Regions from separate parts of the Homo sapiens genome. Here region 1 is linked to region 2. Evidence: read pairs that join two places in POLR2A ChIA-PET (ENCODE). Cell type or tissue: Panc1. All regions are shown on one strand. Links, peaks and the distances in the headings refer to the core of each region. The heading gives the core; the rest is flanking DNA. Region 1 overlaps ZNF800 (zinc finger protein 800). Region 2 has its middle 450 kb from the start of LINC02830.

Region 1 (2,845 bases), core at 1-2,500, 1.8 Mb before region 2:
CTTTTAGAATAGAGATTAAAGGGTTTTTTTGGTTCTTTCTCATACCATGGAAATGACAGCAATAGCTTTTCATATTTAGTAATATTACTTGTTATAGGTTTCTTTTTTAAAATTCTTAATTTGGAATTAATGAAGTTATACTATGTCAGTTTACTATAGCATTTTTTTATTGAGAAGTTAGAATTAGGCTGGGCGCGGTGGCTCACGTCTGTAATCCCAGCACTTTGGGAGGCCGAGGCGGGCAGATCACGAGGTCAGGAGATCGAGACCATCCTGGCTAACACGGTGAAACTCCGTCTCTACTAAAAATACAAAAAATTAGCTGGGGGGCGGCGGCGGGCGCCTGTAGTCTCAGCTACTCGAGAGGCTGAGGCAGGAGAATGGCGTGAACCCGGGAGGGGGAGCTTGCAGTGAGCCAAGATAGCGCCACTGCAGTCCGGCCTGGAGGAAAGAGTGAGACTCTGTCTAAAAAAAAAAAAAAAAAAAAAAAAAGAAGTTAGAATTAGTTAAGTCATAAGTGCTTTGACTTGTTAAAAAACAGCCTTATCAACAAGAACCTGTACCCAAAATCTGTGTGGGTACAGAATTAAAAAAGATTCCAAAAATCTTTTTTAATTTTAGAAGGCAAATATTTAAAGATTAAATTAATTATTTTCTTATTATGTTGTGATCATATCTGTTCTCTGTGTTTGTCGTATTTTTACTCTCTGAGCTAAAGAAGTGAGGCAGTGAAACGGGTAATTTGAAATGGTAAAATTCCAAAGCCATTTTATGTTGATGTTTTGAACTGCGATCTTTTTAAAATGATATCAGCAAATTTGCCTTTTGAGTTATTTTTTATTTAGGCAAATTCTGAAAATACTATTATTTTAATTTTCTGAGTACCCAACAGTTTAAGTTAGAGGTGATTTAGAAATATGCTGAGTGGTACAAAGAAACTAATCTTGGATTAAAAAAAGAATTATTTTACTTCATTACTGTATCCTGTAACTAAGAAATTTTAGTTTCTTCAAGATAGTAATCTCTTGCATTTCTGGTTAATCTAATGTCTACTGTGGTAGCCCTTCTTTAGCACTAAGGCATTTAAGTTGAGACTGACTAAAACCTTGGGAGAATGGTATGGAAGTCTGGACTGTATAACTTGGGGACAAAGATCCCTTCTAGCTCTGAGGCTCTGTTCTTCCTATTCCACTCTACTCCTAAGCACACCCTCAATGACTCATCTATTTCTAGGCTCTTTCCATTACAATTAGGTCACACACGTTGCATTTAAAGAACTATCCTGGTGGTGCTATATATCTTTGACAGATATTTGAAGATAGAACCCTGAAGTCCATGCTTTTGCTCTTGTTAACCTGTAGGGTATAAATCAGGTTGAATGGTAGTAATATGTTAGGTTATCTACCTTTATCTTCAAGCTCAGATAGTTATCTTCAACTGCTGTATCATCTCCTTTTGTGTCTCACCTTCTGCCTACACTGGGCTGTCTATGACCAGGTATTAATTCCTATGCAAGCTGGAAGTTCATAAAAAGTTCTGTCTTATGAAGGAGTTGACTCATTTTTAATGTCCACCACTTGATGTGTGCTATACTGACTGCTTGACCAGTTTTAACCCATCCTGTTTGCCTGACATTTCAGCTTTTCCTTTGAACTGTTTTCTTGGATTTAAATTACAAATTCTTATTGACTTCTGGTATATCTTTATTAGTCTGCTTAACTTGCAAATTAAGTTAAATGGGTTTTTCTTTTTATAATAAGTAATATGTGTCTGTGGTTTTAAATAGTAAAGTACAAAAGGGTATAGAGGAAAAAATAAGTTTCTATACTATTCTGTCCTTCAGTTCCCCTTTGCTCAGGCAACGCTGCTACATGGTTTATGTGTCTTCTTCCAGAGACCTTTTATACATATACAAACATATATCCCTCATTTTCTTCTTACACAAATGGTAGCTGACTCTACGTACTCTTGTGTACCTTTGCTTTATTAACTGTAGATTCAACTATTTATTGTTGACATCAGTCCATAGATAGATGCCTCATTTTTTAAGAAGCCTGCAGGTTTTGCAGCTGCAGGTTTTCCACTTGGAAATTCCTGATGATTGGCTGACTTGAGACCTGCTGTTTGCTCTGAACCCCTGGTTTCTTCTACTACCTTGACTGTGCCTTACCCTTTGTGTAGTTTGGCTTTGGCTGTGTCATTCTGATAGGATCATGTTTCTAATATGGTGTCTTCAAATTTCCCTCCTCTCTATAACACTTTCAGTTTATCTTCCTTCCTCTTTGACCTCTCTCCCCAAACCAAAACAAAATTTTAAATAGCAGATAAAAAGTGTACTACCTTTACATATTTATTAAATATCTTTTATGTGTTTATTAAATTGGTTTAGTTGAGTTCAATATTCTTTCAGAATTTCTTAGTTGTGTGCTAGAGGCAAAGGAACTATGGAATGCCCCTATGGTTAGAAAGAGAAAAATGAGGGGAAAAGAGAAGGATAATTTTGTCTGGTATTCAAGACTGGTCTTTAATATGAAGCTGACATCTTCTTTTTAAGTTCTTGAAATATATAATATTGTAAGAAGAGAAATATATAATTTGTAGAAAAAAGATTCTACATGTAGAATATGCTAGAGCAGTACATGCAGGGAACTCTTTTTTTGACTCTTAGGGAGGAATAAATTGTAACTTTAATTGTATGGTAATGAAAAATGAGAATTAGCTTCATGTGATGTTTGCTGTCATTATCTTTCTAAATTTGGGTTTGGTCATTTAACTTAGGCTTTTTTTTTTCTCCTTAAAACAACTTTAATTGCAATTAGTTTAAGCTCTGACTGAATGGTGATGC
Region 2 (2,927 bases), core at 291-2,790:
TAGTACACTATGGGCTGGTAAAATCATCAAAAGGGACACAGACCATAAGCAGTCATTTTGGGGTTTGAAGCTAAATTCATTGTGCAAATCTTCAGAGTTAATTAGCAAAAGAACCAGGATTAGAATCTCATTGTTTCTCCAGCCCTGTATAGTTTTTTTAAATAAAATGTTTCATTCTTAAAATGAACATGAAGCATTATCAATACAACTTGGATTTAGTACACGTTCCATAAGGAACATAGTTAAACTATATGCATTAGGCTATGATCAGTGGGAGAGAAGAAAAACAAAGATTAAATTGATATATTAATCCACTGGACATTTGATTTGTTTGCTCAGGCTGCTATAATAAAATACCACAGACCCAGCAGATTAAACAACAGACATAATTTCATCATAGTTCTGGAGGTAAGTAAGTTCAAAATCAAGATGCCAACAGGGCTGGTGCCTGGCCTGGTGAGGGCTCTCCTTTTGGCTTGCAGACAGCCACCTTCTTTGGGTCTTTCCTTGAAGCATGTGTGTTGAGATGGAGAGAGAGGAAGAGAAAGAGTGAGCACAAGTGAGCTAGGATGTCCCTTTTTATAAGTACATCAATTTTATCGATCAGGATCCTAACTTTATCATCTCATTTAGCCTTAATTATCTTCTAAATGACCTATTTTTAGATATAGTCATATCTGGGGTAGGGACTTCAACATATGGGTGATGCAAGGATGAAATTCAGTACACAGCAACACACATGAAACTACTAATCATGCAACTATAAACAAAGATTTGTATTGTTGGACTTTGTTTTGGGAAATATTTGATTCATACTTTCAAATGTACTAATTCTACTTCATTTCCTCCATACTTCCATCCCTGCTGCTTGAGGTAGCAGTGGGTGGCCTACACAAATTTAAACCAAATTAAAACAGTTTGTTTGTGTTTTGCCAGTGTTTACATCATGGACTGTGTTGGAATTTAGAAATGATTTAAAGATATCATACTTTAAAATTCTCAGCAAATAGAAGAGCAGTTAGTGAAAGGAAGAAAGTTTAGAGTTGAGTAAAGGGAGATCTGTTTATACATGGAATTTGAGCTTTAAAAATTTCAAAGAGTTCCTGTGTTTTGTCTTCAGGCGGTCATTGTTTTCCTTCAGGATGCTCTGTCTTCTGCTCCTCACGCTTTCTTTGCTCCGCTACCTTTCTTGTTTCTTAATTCTACTTAAAAAAATACTAATTAAGTTTGAATTAAACATCCTACAAAAAGAAAGTCCTGTATTCTAGTATTTTCTTCTTCAACTCCATCTCAGAAGCCTTGGGAGCCTCTAAACCCTTGGAATTCTCTGAGTGACGGGAGTGTCTTTTTTTTCATGATGAGCCGTTCAGATCACTGATAGTGTATGCTAACAAGATGATTCATGGCAGACTCCTAGGTCATTTATACTAATGAGATGACTCAGGATTGGGCTGGCCATGTCAAAAAGACCAGTCAGATGAATAGAGGGTTAGGGTTTTGCACGATGTGGTATCAGCCCAACCTCCTAACCTCCAATGAGGTAAAAGGAGCTGGAGATTTAGTTCTGTCATATGGCTGATGATTCAACCAATGATGCTACATAGAGAAACCTCAATAAAAGCTGTGGACACTGAAAGCCTGAGTGAACTTCCCTGACTGGTAATCACACATCGGTGTGCTGCAAGCATGAAACATCCTGAGGACACGGAAGCTTTGTGTTTGGAAAACTTTGTGTTTGGAACCTCGCAAACCTTACCCATCAATATACATCTCTTCATTTAGCTGTACGGCTTTGTAACCTTTATAATAAAAAATTGATCATAACAAAAAAATAAATAAAATAAAATTATCTAGTCCTTGGGTTATGTCTCTTTCAGGTATTTGTTTGTATTTTACATATAAATAAATTATATATGGGCACAGATATCCCATATAGTATACATAAATATTAACATATTTATATATCTTAGTTATATTAAATATAAAAGAATTTATATTTTGCTTCAAGCTATCACAAACTTTCTCACAGTCAGATACGGTTTTTTTTTTAACACACAGTAAAACAACTGTAGGATCAAGCGTTTATGATATTTTGCTATCTTTGTGTCACAGTTTGAAGCTACCAATTTTGAAGTACAATTTACTCTGTACAGTGGATATCTGACAACTACCAATTATGATCACATAACATATGCCTGCCCCCACCTCTGGGGGCTCACACATGTAAGAATGAATGCCCAGGCAACGAGACCATTTTGGCCCTCTCAAATCACGTTCAATTTTAGTCTTTTAAAAAGTTACCTCCAATATGACATAACAGTTTCAGTCATGTAGCACAAATGCTGCCTTTGATAGACACTCCATCACTTACTTCCCACTTTCCACTAATCTATGATAATTTTGTAAAGGTCTAAATTAGAAAAGGTTATTAGTTTTGATGAAAGCTGAAATAATAGCCTTAATTTCTTCTCAATCAAACCTTATATAAATTCACATTATTTTTTAATTCAAAACTATCAAAAATAGATTAAAAACGTCACGTATGCATGCACAAATATACCCAGAAATTCATAAAATATAATTTTTTCTGAATTCAGTTAGGAAGACCAAAAGCACTTTTAAGCCACAGAAAAGCCACACTTATAATCTGATCACAAGTGGTATGATTCCAACAAAAGTCAGTTATTCAAACAGCCTTTGACTATTGCAAAAGCTCACAGATAATCTCTTGAAAACGTGGAATTAAAAGTGAATATGTCAAAATATAAGGATAAGGATTATTTTTAAGTGAGCACTTTTATATGACATTCATCTACATGCAAATTAACTCCTAGAACTTTATTCTAATTTTGAACCAAAACTAAAAATAACATTTTGAAGTTACAGTTTCTACTAAACTCGATAATGAATACTCTAACTTAGTAAAC

What was found. ChIA-PET counts read pairs that join two places held together with the same protein. Peaks named below come from ENCODE experiments on the same cell type or tissue, not always from the same donor. Only the 100,000 strongest peaks of a DNase experiment are listed, where the experiment ranks them.
Region 1: POLR2A ChIA-PET joins it to region 2 with 8 read pairs; 1 of 35 experiments calls an interaction of 5 or more read pairs at or near these places.

What each region holds. Positions count from the first base shown.
Region 1 is chr7:127,381,875-127,384,719 of GRCh38, reverse strand. All of the region lies in intron 3 of ZNF800 (zinc finger protein 800), which reads left to right. Among named protein-coding and RNA genes, the nearest start is that of ZNF800, 9.4 kb to the left of the region's middle. In Panc1, for the core only: no CTCF peak of the experiment used is centred there; a DNase peak (open chromatin) is centred at 1,219.
Region 2 is chr7:125,598,114-125,601,040 of GRCh38, reverse strand. No RefSeq gene overlaps it. Among named protein-coding and RNA genes, the nearest start is that of LINC02830, 450 kb to the right of the region's middle. In Panc1, for the core only: no CTCF peak of the experiment used is centred there; a DNase peak (open chromatin) is centred at 1,410.